Regions from separate parts of the Homo sapiens genome. Here region 1 is linked to region 2. A link is a loop called in an ENCODE intact Hi-C map of the cell type or tissue named here. Cell type or tissue: A673. All regions are shown on one strand.

Evidence for each region. Hi-C counts contacts between places; a loop is a spot of excess contacts. Peaks named below come from ENCODE experiments on the same cell type or tissue, not always from the same donor. Only the 100,000 strongest peaks of a DNase experiment are listed, where the experiment ranks them.
Region 1: it touches region 2 in a loop (2.4-fold over the local background); 2 of 110 quality-filtered maps call a loop at or near these places.

What each region holds. Positions count from the first base shown.
Region 1 is chr18:69,760,736-69,768,735 of GRCh38, reverse strand. All of the region lies in intron 7 of DOK6 (docking protein 6), which reads right to left. Among named protein-coding and RNA genes, the nearest start is that of CD226, 180 kb to the left of the region's middle. In A673, no CTCF peak of the experiment used is centred here; no DNase peak of the experiment used is centred here.
Region 2 is chr18:69,675,859-69,683,858 of GRCh38, reverse strand. It overlaps DOK6 (docking protein 6), which reads right to left. Exons shown (of 8, transcript NM_152721.6): 4 at 6,006-6,125. Among named protein-coding and RNA genes, the nearest start is that of CD226, 270 kb to the left of the region's middle. In A673, no CTCF peak of the experiment used is centred here; a DNase peak (open chromatin) is centred at 3,548; H3K27ac peaks cover 814 bases.

The DNA.
Region 1 (8,000 bases), 85 kb before region 2:
CATCAACTCTGCAGTTTATTCTCTGGCAAGTGTAATTTTAAGGATGTTAATTTCCTGATGTTTCTCATCTTTTATTATCTTTCAATCATTATCAAGTCTCTGCCGTATTCTGCTTGGCCCGCAGAGGAAAATAAAGGAAAACTTGTTCAAAATACATGTATTGAACCTATAATTAGGGATGGGGAACATTTAGTTGAAGGGCCAGAGACAGAGATGAGATTAAGAAAAATCAAACAAGAAATAGAGACCAAGGAGAAAAAAGGTAATTGAACATTTTTCCCTCTAGGTTCTTCTTTGTAGTTTACAATTTGTGAAGCTTAGCCTAATACATACATGTTTGAGGGAAGTATATGAGAAGCCATATATGGTGAACCAGATGCTCCTCTCTTTCTCTGTGTATATATGTGTTTGTGTGTGTATATACATATACATGACAAAGACAGTTGAGCATCCATTTGTGTTAAAATCTGTCTGTATTAACATTTGTCTGTATTAATTAATCTGGTTGTATTGACATTTCCCTGAACTAATATTATGTACTGTTTATTCCCTTCTGAATAAAATCGAATATATATGTATAATTTATTTGACATGCCTTTAATATATATTCCCCACAAAATTTGATTAATAGAGAACTCAGTATGTTACTTCTTTTATTTAAAAAATTCAGTAGGGGAAGCTTGATGGAGAAAAATATAGAGACTGAACAGAGATTTTAATTTCCACCAAATTTGAATTAAAGAGAGTGAAGCAATTCATTTTAATAAAACCATTGGTGGATTATACTAATCCAGTGTAACATCTGGAAACTCTTCATCTTTTATCTTTTAGTAATTACTTGTACATATCTGGTAAAAAGTGATTAAATGGCTGATTTGGTATATTTTGCACTGTGAGTCCTCTTCGGATTTTAATTTGGGTGATGCAGAAGAATTCAATTAGTAATGTAAATCTTGTTGCTCGCCTCTAGTCCAGCCAGTAGAATGCACTGTGAGAGAGAATCAGTGTAGTATTAACTGGCTCGAGAAAGCTAGTCCACATTAGGAAAGAGGCTGGGGCCTCATGGAGGAAGAAAGGTCTCTGAAAGGCTTCTGGGCAGTTAGGGTAAGCTAATTAGTAAGAACTGATTTGGGGTGGGAGGGTAAGTGGTAGGGTGGGTGTGGATGAGTATGTTTGGGTGGGGGCATTCTCCTCTGCACTGGGCTGAGCTAAACACAGTCCTTCCATGAGTTCTGCAAACCTTGGGTTGGAAAAGAGGCTATAGTTTGCCTTAGGCTACCTGGACTGAGCAATATAAGGCATGGGAGAGGTGGTTTATCTGTTTAAGGTGCCATGTCTTGTTTATACTCACTGATGAGAAGAAAAAACTTAAATGAAGACTTCAGACTGAATTTTTTTTCCTTGTATTAAAAACTTAGAGTGAGAGTTAAGCTTAGATTTAGTTTTTCTAAAACCTTAAAAACTAGAAACCATTTATTAAAGCTAGATTTTTTTTTTCTTTTGAGATAGACTTTCTCACTCTGTCGCCCAGGCTGGAGTGCAGTGGTGCAATCTTGGCTCACTGCAACCTCCGCCTCCCGGGTTCAAACTATTCTTGTGCCTCAGCCTCCTGAGTAGCTGGAATTACAGGTGTGAGCCACCATGCCTGGCTAATTTTTTTTTGGTATTTTTAGTAGAGACAGGGTTTTGCCATGTTGGCCAGGCTGGTCTCGAACTCTAGGCCTCAAGTGATCTGCCTGCCTCAGCCTCCCAAAGTGTGGGAATTACAGGAGTGAGCCACCACACCTGGCCTAAAGCCAGATTTTCATAGTCCTTAGAACCAAACAAATTTCCCCAAGCACAGTAAGAACTCTGTAATAATATTTCCAAGTCAACACTGGAATAAATAGGAGTAGGACAGCCTATCTGCCTCTGCCAGAAAAAAGAAACGTCATAGTGAGAGTTTGGTTTACAGCAGACTCTTAAACAACACAGTATGGACCGCATGGGTTCATTTATGTGTGGATTTTCTTCCATCTCTGCCACTCCTGAGACAGCAAGACCAGCCTCTCCTCTTCCTCCTCCTCCTCAACCTACTCAATTTAATGATCTACCTCCACTTAATGAATACTAAATATATATTCTCCTCTTTATGATTTTCTTAATAACATTTTCTTTTCTCTAGCTTACTTCTTTATTGTAAGAATACAGTATATAATACGTGTAAACCCAAATATGCATTAATTGATTATTTATATTATTGGAAAGGTTTCTGGTCAACAGCAGACTACTAGTAGTTAAGTTTGGGGGTGTCAAAAGTTGTACATTGATTTTCTTTTTTAAATAAACAATTTCGACTTTTCTTTTAGATTCAGTGGGTACATGTGCAGGGTTGTTAGCTGGGTATACTGCATGATGCTGAGGTTATGGTTACGACTGATCCCATCACCCGGGTGGTGAGCATAGTACCCAATAGTTAGTTTTCAACCCTTGCCCTCCTCCTTCTTCAGTGTCTACTATGGCCATACTTATGTCCATGTGTAACCAATGTTTAGCTCCCACTTATGAGTGAGAATGTGCGGTATTTGGTTTTCTGTTCAATTTGCTTAGGCTAATAGCCTCCAGCTACATCCATGTTGCTACAAAGGACCTGATTTCATTCTTTTTTATGGCTGGGTAGTATTCCATGGTGTATATGTACCACAATTTCTTGATCCAATCCACTGTTGATGGGCGCCTAGGTTGATTTCATGTCTTTGCTATTGTATACACTGGTTTTAGCTGTGCAGGGGTGGGGTAGGCACCTCAACCCCCATGTTGTTCAAGGGTCAACTGTACTTTAATATATTAATAATAGTTAATAATTATTGAATATTGACATCTTATGTTGATGATCTCTTTTAATGAGATCATGGGAGATAATACTATCTTCTTTTAGATATCAAGCAATAAGCTTAGAAAGGTTGAGTAAATTGCCCAAAAATCACATCAGTCAGTAGTGGTAAAGTTAATATTCAAACTCCGGTATATTTGACTCCAGAACTCAAGATTTTAACCTCTAGGGGTAACATCTTCAAGATAATTGAGCCCCAAAATTTGTTTGATAAAATCTTTCACAAAATTACTGCCTCATAATCCAGTGGAATAAGCAGGTTTGTAAATAAACACATTCATTTAATAAAGTTAAACACAAATGTCTATGGGAGCACGGAAAAGCAGGTGATTAATTAAGACTGCAGGATGTGAGGATCATTTCACAGTGGGAATGTTTTGTGCATTTTTATGATGTCTGCTTTAGGGAATAACCAATTCATTTATCTCTAAAAATTGACATCCAGGGATACATTTCCTGCCTTTGACATACCTTTCTTAAGGTATGGGCATACAATAAATGTTTATAAATAAGGTTTAATAGACAGAAGTGTTGCTTCTAGAAAGTGGCTCATGTTTTAATGGCTGTTGCCAAATGGCTATCAGGCTTCATTTTACTTCTGTTGCAAATTTCTATATTTTTTAAAATTGGCTATCAGAGGCTTTTATTAGCTTTGAACTTGAAAAACAAAATAGAAAATCTCAATAGAAGCAATTTATATACAATGCAGTTTGGACAGTAGAGAAGGACAGAAGGTCATTGCTGAGCAAAGAGGAAACAAAGTCTTTGATTTACCTCCTTAATCTATGGCAGAACTCTATTTACCATTTTCTGAAGGTTATCTCTAATTCTAATTGCCTATTTCCATCCTGTCCTTCTGAGAAAATGAAGCCACAGACACCCTTTCCGTGAGCGTCAAATGCCTTCTGGTGATTAGGTATGTGTCCGTGCTGACATTGGTGGTCTGTAGCTTAATTACAGATATACAGAGGCAAAGCTGGCCTGTGGATATTAATCAGTGTTACTGAAAGCAGAACTCCTAAAGCTACGACCTTTACAAATGGTATATACAATCATTCTTGATTCAAAGAGTGTAGTTGTTCAAGCTGTTTAAAAAAAAGGAGTCAAAGTATATTCCACGTTATTTTGTGTGAAAATAAGGGATTATCATATGTATTAGTCTGTTCTCAAGCTGCTATTATGAAACACCTGAAACTGAGTAATTTATAAAGAAAAGAGGTTTAATTGGCTCACAGTTCTGCATGGCTGGGAAGGCCTCAGGAAACTTACAATCCCGGCGGAAGGGGAAGCAAACACATCCTTCTTCACGTGGTGGCAGGAGAGAGAATTGGAGCATGAAGGGGAAAAAGCTCCTTATGAAACCATCAGATCTCATGAGAACTCACTCACTATCACAAGGAGAGCATGGAGGAACTGCCCCCGTTACCTAATGACCGCCCATGAGGTCCCTCCCCCAACATGTGGGGATTACAATTCAGATTACAATTCAAGATGAGATTTGGGTGGGGACACAGAGCCAGACCATATCATCATACATCAGAGAAAGTTTAGTCATCACGTGCAGTCCCATAAACCTGCTCATTGGGCACTGTGTTCAGCTCATATTCTTGGCCCTCGTTCTCACCATTAGTTTATAAAAGAAGAACGTGAACTAACCGGAGAGAAGGCAGCAGGTGTAGAGAGACGGATTTTGAGCCATCATGTTAAAGGGGCAGATCTAGCATTTCACAGTCCTTCCTGTGTTCATGAAAATAAAGACTAGTAGTAGCAAGTATCTGTGCTCAGTCAAAATGATCCTAAAGCAAAAAGCAGAAATGCCAACAAACACCTCACCTTGCGCAAGAGCATGGGGCTCACATGTGGGACTAGACATGATTCCTTGATATAGAAGAGAATTTTTCTCAGGTCCACCCTCATGGAGGAGGATGTGGTCCTGATGTCACATATCTCCATGTATGCTTTATAATGCATTGCTAATTCACTTTAGAATTCAATAGGCTTTACTGAGTGCCTGCAGTACACCTGGTACCGTCAATGGCTTTTACTGGTTTGATTTGTCATTTTCAATAAATGCTTTTGTCATCTTCACAAATCCTGACTTAAAAACCCTGCTGTATAGCCTGTCATCTAAATATGTCTAATGGTGATTAAAAGTCAAGGTGAGAGCCCTAAAGTAAGAAAAACTCAGTAATCTGATTTCCTTGTTTTTTGTTTTCTTTTTCTTTCTTTTTACCCTTTCCTGTGCTCCCCTCCTCAACTTCTCTGTATTTCTTTCTTTCTCTTTTTTAAATGATTGTTCCTCAGGGCTTTCAAAACATTACTACTACATTTCCCAACGCCTTGGAAATACAATTGTATGAATATTAAAACAAATAGTATGTATTCACTTCAGAGTTGCGAGTTTAAAATCATGTTCATCCCTTTACGGTTTAGGTTTCCCTCAGTCTAGAGACAACATCTCTAGTATGAGCGTGATATAAACATTTTTCATAAGCACAGAGGAAGTTAGAGAAGTATAAATAAGAAATTACTTTCAAATACAAATCAACTATCCTTATGATACTCTGGCAAAAAAGAAAAGTAATGTCTGTTTGCCACTTCTGCAAGAAGAGGTGGCATAACTCAACCTGCTACAAACCACTTACGGACAGAGATTTTTAAACAGTGGCTGCCAAGTACTTCGTACAACATGTGCTTGTTAGAAGCTAATTATTCCCTTTTTCACTCTTTTGATTCCAGACTACTAGAATACAATGGGGAAATCACATTAACTTATTCTTTGAGAGCACCCTTCTGGGCGTAGCATGGAAAGATGAGGCAGATTGTATTGGAGATTCTTATTCTCCAATTGAGGAGGGGAGCACAGGAAAGGGTAAAAAGAAAGAAAAAGAAAACAAAAAACAAGGAAATCAGATTACTGACTTTTTCTTACTTTAAGGCTCTCACCTTGACTTTTAATCACCATTAGACATTCTCCAAAGATGAAGGTAGATGCAGGATCTCTGTCCTGCTATGTCAATCTTTACGTGTGTATCTAGCAATGGATGAGAGAAATGAATACAGCAAAACTGAGCTAAGTCAAAGCTTTGAGGCTGACAGACAACTGAAGTTATAGGTGTCTTACTATAGAATGAATTTGTTACCACGCCATGCATTTAAAAAACTTTGAGTACATGTGCTGCTTATTAATGAATCTTAATCTCTTAAACTTTAAATATATGAAAGTTTTCTGCTTTTGTTTTCTGAATGTAGTCTGCTAAATTTAATTCATATTGATCTCAGCTTCACCTAAAAAATATTTGAAAATTCTAAAGATATATTTGTATTCCTCAGTGCTACCTGCAGTTTACTTGACAATGATATATTCCCACATTGCCAGACTTTTACTTTGATTTGGCAAAATCAGTGATGACAGTTGGCTGACGATATTCTCCTTTTTGTAAAGAAGAGGTAATGCCACTTCAAGGAGCACAGCTGAAAAAGCGAGATTCAAAATAACTAGACTTTAAAAAAATATTTTTTTAAGACAGGGTCTTACTGTTTAGCCCAGGCTACAGTGCAGTGGTGTGATCATGGCTCACTGCAGCCTCAACTTCCCAGGCTCAGTGACCCTCCCATCTCAACCTCCAGAGTAGCTAGGACTACAGGCGTGTGCCATCATACCCTGCAATATGTATGTATGTATGTATGTATGTATGTATGTATGTATGTATGCATGCAGAGATGGAGTCTCACTATATTGCCCAGACTGGTCTTAACTCCTGGGCTCAAGCAATCCTTCTGCCAAGTTGCCGGCTTGGCCCTCTTCCAAGTTGAACTTTCCTTCTTTTCTTTTCTTCCTTTCCTTACTGTTCTAAAGCTTTTTAATACATGCTCACTTCTGCTTTGCAACTTGCCTAGGTCTCTCCTTCTGCCTTATGCCCCTCAGTAGAATTCTTTCTTCTGAAGAGACAAGGACTGAGGTTGCTGTGGACCCATATGGATTCGCTGCCGGTAACTTGCGTAACTCGGATATCTGCCACTGCTAACATATTTGGTCCACATGACTCAGATACCTTCCTAGTGGCCATTGAGCTCCAGACAATCCTCAGTGAGGAAAACCATCCTCTCAATATTCAAGAGTCACCCTTCTAGAGAGGACCTCTGCACTTCCCATCAGTGGGACAAGACAGTGGTGAAATCCTGCCCCTGTCTCCCTTGGACTTGGCTGGATACCACTTTCACCAACTGATGCAGCCAACTCAGCCCTGACGGGTAGCAAGGAGCCAAGATCCACCCGACCACGACCACCCCTCTGTCAGCAGGAAGCAGTTACAGAAAACAGAAGTCATCCATTTTGGATGACAGACCTTCATCCAAAGATTTGAGGTCCTGGACTCTTGAGGTGAGAAATGTTACAGCAGGTAGCTAGTCATGTATGAGCAGAGCAAGAGAGAGAAGCCCCACTCCCAACACACACCAGCAGTGTTGGGCAACAATCAGCTGATGGTCAGGCGGTTGTTAACTGTTTTGGTAAAGTAATAATTGGTCGCAGCCGGCCCCAGGGAAAGGCAGCCTCTTAATAGATAGAAAACACCTGAAACTGATCAGCAGCTTCCCAGTAAGATTTCAGGAGTAGTAATAATTGGTCGCAGCCGGCCCCAGGGAAAGGCAGGCTCTTAATAGATAGAAAACACCTGAAACTGATCAGCAGCTTCCCAGTAAGATTTCAGGAGTAGTAATAATTGGTCACAACCGGCCCCCGGGAAAGGCAGGCTCCTACTAGACAGAAAACACCTGAAACTGATCAGCAGCTTCCCAATAAGATTTCAGGAGTAGTAATAATTGGTCACAGCCAGCCCCCGGGAAAGGCAGGCTCCTACTAGATAGAAAACACCTGAAACTGATCAGCAGCTTCCCAGTAAGATTTCAGGAGTAGTAATAATTGGTCACAACCGGCCCCCGGGAAAGGCAGGCTCCTACTAGACAGAAAACACCTGAAACTGATCAGCAGCTTCCCAATAAGATTTCAGGAGTAGTAATAATTGGTCACAGCCAGCCCCCGGGAAAGGCAGGCTCCTACTAGATAGAAAACACCTGAAACTGATCAGCAGCTTCCCAATAAGATTTCAGGAGTAGTAATAATTGG
Region 2 (8,000 bases):
ACAGATTATTATAGGACTTCTCAACAGCTTTACTAATGTATATTGTGACTATCATACAGGGCTGGTATTTGTTTCCTAGGGCTATCATAACAAAGTACCAACAATTGGTTGGCTTAAAATAACAGTAATATATCATCTCATAGTTCTGGAGGCTAGAAGTTTGTAATCAGAGTACTGGCAGGGCCATCCCCTCTCTGGCTGCTCAACGGAAGAATCCTTTCTTGCTTTTTCTAGCTTCTGGTGTTAATGGGCAATGCTTGATGTTCCTTGGCTTGTGGACGTGTCATCACTCCAGCCACATGGCCATCTTCTTGTGCATCTTCACATCATCTTCACTTGTCCATATCTATCTCTGAGTCCAAACCTTCCCACTTTACAGTGACATATTAGATGTCATTGGATTATGGCCAACCCTAATTACCTCATTTTAACTTGATTGCCTTTACAAAGAAACTATTTCCAAATAAATTCACATTCTAAGTTATGGAGGGTTTGGATTTCAACATATCTTCTTGGAAGGGACACAATTGTGATACAGTGTTAAGTTCAACAGATTGATTCCCTCACTGCAGAGAGCAGGTCGTCATTATTGTCAGAGTAGCATTTCCAGGAACTCACTTTGGGCAAGACTAGAGCATATGAATGGCGTTTTAGAAACTCAGATGTGAGTGTGCTTGTTTTTTTTTTTTTCCTGATGCAAAAGTTGGTTTTGTTCAGGGTCATCCCATAGATAAAATTATTGCCCTGGAAAACTCTTTTGTTTGGTTATAAAGAATATGTATATAAGTGAATATGGTTTACCCCAGATCCTTAGTAAGATATTGGGGGAAAATCCTCAAAACAGAGAGAGGCCTATTGTTACTGTGGCCGTTGTTTTGTCATTAACTGGTTATTTTCCACATGAGTAAGGTGCTGCTAATATTGGCTTTAATCATTGATGGACATCAAGAGTTTCAGACTTGCCTGATTGAGAAAGCTAATTTAGAGGAATAAGAAATAATTATAAAAAGGAAAGTGTAAGCTACTTTGATTAGAATTAATCTCACCTCTACCACAGTACTTTCCTTTTGTTTTTATTTTGGCATATTTTTTATTATACCTGAGATGGTAGATTGTATCATTTTTTATATCAGCTTTTCACTTCCTTTCCGTATGTCATACATTCTAACTGCTATTGTGGCCTCATAGATGGGGTGTACTGTGCTTCTGGACTTTGGGCTTGGCAATAGGACTTGCCTTGGCCAATGGAATGTTAGTGGACATGAAATATTCAAAGGCTCAAATTGTGTTGCAAATCTGGGCATACTATCATGCATTACTGTTATCTTTTGTTTGAGAAGTGTGCTTTGGGAAGTTGCAAGTGTAAGGAGGTTGAGAGACAGATGAAATAGACACTGGCATTGTCTGCAGCTTGGAGCCAGTCTCAGCACAACCCAGTCTAACTCAGCCCAACTTTAGCCTTTTTACCTGTGCCTGAACAACGAAGATCTGCTTATAGGTCTGTACTACTGAGATTTTTGTTGACTGGTAACACAACATTATTTTACAAAACATGAATTGATGCACTTTGTTTATGTTTGTCTCCTTTACTACTTTGTGAGCTTCTAAGCATTTTGTTCAATTTTACATTTCTTGTTTAGTTCTTACATATCATAGGTCCTCACAATGTTTGAGTCCAGAATGAATGAATGACATTCAAGGGTGTCTGAGTTGAATGTAGGAAGCATGTTTACCATAGCAACCAGGTAATAATTTAGAAACAACACTAGCATATTGCTTTGGTTCTGAGACAAGTTATACAGATCTTTAGGCTAAAAGAAGAAATGTATGTAGCCCACTCATGAGCAGAGACACTGGGTCCCAGAGAAAGGCAAACCCTTCAGTCTGACTCTGAATAAACCAGATGGCAGTCTGAGGTTCCATTATTTTTGTTCCAGATGGAGATCTCTTGCATCAGTAGCAAATTGGACCTATCCTTTGTGTCCATTTCCAACTGCATTTGCAGGAATTTCCTACAAGTGAATTGCTTCTTGGTTACGACGTTCACTTTTGCTATTCATGATGAATAAGCAACATTTGTTTTCCACAATTGCTATTATGTGTTGTGAATCCTTTATAAATAACTGTAATGCCATATATTAATATTTTTTATGGTCAGTATAGGCTATCTTAAATACTACTGAAAGACCTGGAGATCCTGGAAATTTTAAGAATTTAAACTTTGAAATGTCTACCAAGTATGCACTTTCCTGTGGCAGTGTCATCTGAAATCAGAACACATTTTCCTCTGTGTGTGTGTGTGTGTCTGTTTATGCACATGTGCATGTGAACTTGTGTTCATGTAACTTTCCCCATACCATGTGGGATTCTGGGTCGATATGAAAACAAGCTGACAGCAGTAGATAAAGATGATTACAGCAAAGGATTTAATCAATAACCACTTTTATCTCAGCAACACACATTATCTTTCACCTTTAAAAATTATTTGTATAAATGTCTCTTCTTAGCTAGTCTCAGGCTGTCTGAAGAGGCAGGAAAACACAAGAAGAGAAGTAGCATTTTTGAATGTCAAAAAATTGCTGTGGTAAAGACTAAGCGGTGTGACTTGATACTGATAGAATACTACAAGATCACCACAAACCATGTTAATGTAGTTAATTACAGTAATTCTGCACACATATCTCTTAGTAGAAAAAGTTCAAACTATCCAAGCACATTATTGGCAAAATAATAAAATCATGTTCCTGATGAAGATTCAGCTATATAATTTAATACTAAAATGTCTTAATAAACAATCTATCGTGCTAATTCTTTGATAAAAGATTATTCAATCTATATATATTAGTGACTTCAACCATGTATTAGTAAGTTAATGATTTTATTTTAAAAGGTGTTATGCTTGAAGAGTCTGGAAGAGTGATTGAGAGTCAGTGAAATGACAGCTTTAAAAGTCAATTTTATTTTTAAAGACTTCAGTTAGCTAAAATGCTTTCCCTACACATTTAAGTAAAATAAGTGAGTATATTGTCTAAGAAATAGCTACCTACTCCAAGGACTGGGTGGGAGGGTCCAAGTTGACGGATGAGATATCTTAGTCTTTACCATGAGGTTTTATAGCCTACTGGTAATTGTTTGAGAGAGCATTCTAAATTGGAATTATCATAAGTATGGGGGAAGCCTGTTGAATAGAAAGTGAGAACACTGGGGTATACACCTAAGAAATTGTGCCAATCTCTGTGTGTGTATAGTTGTCTCTGTGTATACACACTAGATTATTGAGCTAGCAAGAATAGAGTCTGAAATCTTGATATTGCCTCAATGTTTATTCCTTTTATTATTCTCCTAACGTGTTGATGCAAATTTTAAAAAGTTCTAGCTGGCTCTGAATGGGCCAAGAGGAACACAGAAAAGGGATATCATCAAAAGTTATGGAAGTTCTTTAAAGAGGGGGGTGCAGACTTGACGAACCCTGAGCAATGGCTGTATCCGTGGCCTTGGCAGTCAAATAAGGAACTTCCTTTAAGGGGAGGGAGATTCCCAGGGACAGGAAATCCTCCCCATCCAGGAATTTTCTTTTAATGCTAAACATTGAAGAGTCTTAGTGAGTACGTGTCTGTCTCCCAGCATGTGTACTAAAGTTGCAAATTTCCTTATAGGATATCATGTATCTTTGTGGGCCATTTAAATAAACCCAGTATTACCTTTTCCAGCTAAATTACTCATAGATTTGTTAACTATATTTTTAAAGCACATATATCCTTTTGTTTGAAGTTAGGATTATTAAACATAATTAATCTAAGAAAAGCATTTATAGCACTGGTGATATAATTTTAGGTCCACTGTAAAGTATACACAGGAATTATTTTTTCTTTCTTTATTTTGACTTGTGTGTGTATGTGTGTTGTGTGTGTGTGTGTATGTGTTTTAAAGTCACCTTCTGCTTTTTATGTAGCTTTGGCACTTTATTCTGTTTGTCCTATTCTAAAATAAACCTATATTAAAAATTTCTCTTTATATTCTAGACAAATTACTTTGACCTTATTATCAAATTAGAAATAAAATTATGATAAACCAAAGAAGTACATTATACATTTGGATGGAAACCATATATATCTCCAAATCTTCAAAGTAAAAAGCATACAGTCCATGCTACAAGAGGCACAGTATTTCTATTTACAAGCTTAATTTATTCACTTTTTCATATTTGCTTTATGTAGTACTTGACAAATTTTTATCAGTAAGAGGTGTTTCCTTTTCTTAAACTGTGAATGGAGAGCATACATTTTAAACAGCATGATTATGGACTCTGCTTAGCACTGCTCTCAGAAAACAAATCAGAGATGAAATTTGAGAGAGTGTGGGAGAGGAACTGGAATATAAACCAGAAGCTAGATAAAGAGCTACAGAAATACTTTTGTGACTTTCTAAAAACTCAAATGGAAGCAATATTTGGAACTTATTATATATGTTCATGATCCACGAGCAGAAAAAAACTTTTTTCATTTTAGCAACAAATAAAAAATAGTGCTACAATGGGCCATGAGCTAGCAATGGCTGTTGACAGTATTGTTATTAGTAATAATGAGAATATAATCATCATGTGCTATCATGTGCTCTTTTACCTATGCTATTTAGTTTATGACCCACAGATAATTCAAGAATTGCTTTCTTTTTTCTTTTTTTGAGATATGGCCTCACTCTGTCACCCAGGCTGGACTACAGTGGCCCAATATTGGCTCACTGTAACCTCTGCCTCCCAGGCTCAAGCGAGCCTCCCACCTCAGCCTCCCGAGTAGCTGGAACTATAGGCACATGCCACCACAGCCTGCTAATTTTTGTAATTTGTAGAGACAGGGTTTCACTATGTTGTGCAAGCTGGTCTTGAACTTCTGAGCTCAAGCAATCCACCCACCACTGCCTCCTAAAGTGCTGGGATTACAGGTGTGAGCCACCACGCCTGGCCCAGAATTTCTTCTTAATAAATAATGTCAAGTTTCCTCAATATCCTTCAACCTTTCAAAACACCGATCATCAAAACTTAGCAACACTAAAAAGTTTCTATTTTCACACTATTCAATCATCTGGTGGTGGTGATCATATTTTTATAAATGAGCTCACAATCAATGAATATTGACAGGCTGAATAATATTACTCCAATTCTGTTATTTAGAGTTGCTAGTCAAGAACATGCAGCATAAATTGTTATGAGACATTAGAAATGCTTGTTAAACTAGAGAACAGTGTAGTAAGTCAACACCATTAGAAACAAAAACCTCAGTTTTGTGAAACCCTGAGATTTTACTCATTACTTTCTTCCTTGTAATATTAGCCAAATGTCCTAAAAGCTACCGATAACCTGATAAGCCAAATCTGTTAATATAGACTCTAAATCTATAATAAGTCTCCAAGAAGAAACTGGAGGGATGCTAGCCATTCAAAAGCCTTCTGAAGAACAAGTTAACCTATTAGTTATTAGGATAAAAGGCAATGCCACAGACAAGAAGCCAGGAGACCCGGGTTGTACCTTAGCATTTTCTCCAGTTGTTACACCATTGTGGGAAAGTCCCTTAATAACTTGAACTGTTCAGTTTATTTTATATATATGTTTCTGAGACAGGGTCTTACTCTGTTGTCCAGGCTGGAGTGCAGTGGCGTGATCTTGGCTCATTGCAACCTCTGCCTCCCAGGTTCAAGCAATTCTCATGCTCCAGCCTCCCAAGAAGCTGGGACTACAGGTGCGGGCCACCACACCCAGCTAATTTTTGTATTTTTAGTAGAGATGAGGTTTTACCATGTTGCCCAGGCTGGTCTCGAACTCCTAGCCTCAAGGGATGGGTCACCCTCGGGCTCCCAAAATGCAGGGATTACAGGTTTGCGCCACTGCACTCGGCCTTTTTGATTTAAAAAATATGATTGGTCTGAAACATTTCTGAGATCCTTTCCAGTTTCAAAGTTCTACAATTACAAGGGTATTCTGAAGTGATGGAAGGCAATCTCACACCTACCATTCTGTTCCCGCTGCACTCCTGCGGCCAGAAGGTCGGGCTCCCCAAGGCTGATATCATTGAGCCTGGTCCCCAGACACTCCATGCAGAGGTGCTTGCACCACTCCTCGGCCTCCAGCTCTGAAAGTAACCACAACATCACCAGTCAAGCAATGCTCCCTAGGAATGATGGAAGAAGAATATTTCCTTAACTGTTTTCCCAGGTAACTGGCAAGAGTTAAGAACCTGCCTTTAAAAAAACAACAAAAAACTGTATTTAGGAAGTGAAAATAAGTCCCAAAAATTATTTCCTACTCTTTGACATTATATTTTTAAGTGGTTTATCTTATTTGTAGTACTTTACCTTATTTACAAATAATAGTCTGAGAATATTTGTTTCTTATATAGCATAGTTTAGATTGATTTTACTTGGGGAGGAAAATTTACTTAAAATAATAAATTAGCCATCATGCTTTACATTTTATATACATATATATATATATACACACACATATATAATATATATATAGACACATATATATACTTCAAAACATGCTTTGCATAATAAATACATTTAATTTTATGTCAATGTAAATTAAGTAAATATAAAATAGAAAATAAATATATAAGTGTAATAGTTGAAAAAATGTCAGGTTAGATTAAACAAATGAATGTTTTCCTGAAAGTGACTTAGATTTGTATGAGTTGAAGACCTGATCCCCAAGTCATTCTGAATTGTAATGGATCATAAATCAGCTCTAGAATGTGATCATTTTTCTTTGTAAACAATACAAATTAGGCTATTCTTATTTTTTAAAAAAATTGGGGTAGAATTTAAAAGTATCTCTTCTCTTTGGAAAATTCCAATTACCTAAGACGTTGATTAGATCATTGCTTTTTTTTTCTATGATTACCTCCCAATTTCTTTATAATCACATTTTCCTCTTGCTTAAAACATTAGAATGTGTTACATCAACACAAAATCCTGTCATATCTAAAGTTTTCACAGGCTTTCATAAACATAAGTGAATTTGACTTTGGTGTAAGCCCTGTGCGAGTGAGGTAGCCAAGGGTTAGGATCATATCTGTGCCTCAAATCATTGGTCAGCATCAAAACAGAATTGGAAATCAACCAAGTCTTCCAGCTATTTTACTATGCAGAAATTTGAAAAGGGGTCTCAGGTTTAATATTTTAGGCCAAGCTCCAATATCACTGTACAGAAATTGGATAAGAACTTTCCATTGACGTCTGCCCAGAGAAGTTTCTGACTTTTCCATACAGCATAAATCTGTACTAGAATAGTGTAATATGGATTCTCTGTAAATCTCTTGTTGCTCTCTGTGGATGACACCTCACCCTTTGTCTTGGCATTTTAAATGCCCCATGAAAAGTTATCTGTGACAGGTTTTCTTGACTTTTGGGATCTAAATACCAACACTGGGCTCTCCTTGATGGTCAACACCATCAAATTTGGGTAATGTTTTCTTTCTGAGCTTAGTCATGCTGCAGCAAAAATAAGTTTCATCAATGAGATGTGAAGACAAATTTATCATTTATTTTTACTTTTCTCAAGACCATGACATACTTTTAAAAATAACAAAAGAAAGAACATGCAGTTCCCCATGGGATCCTGTTCTAATAAAAATAATAGTTCCAATGTTCCTATCATGAGAAGCACTTTTATTTACGAAAGTACAGTTTGCATGTGTCAGGGACCATCCCCTCACTGATGTAAGGCATACTATCAAACTATGTCAAGGATCAGGAAGATTTTCAAGAGGGCCTGGTTCCCTCACTTGAGTGGAGTCAGAGGCCTGGGATTAGCTGCTCAGGCATTTCCTTAGGAACCCAGAAAATAATCCTTTCCAACCACAAGGCTACCAATATAATAAATGCACCATTTGTGGAGGCTACTAAAAATAACAAAAACAAAAAACAAAAAACAAAAAACAAAACTTTTTTCTTTTAGGAAGTAAATGCCAGACTTCATAGAAAAAATTTATAGGAGCAACAAA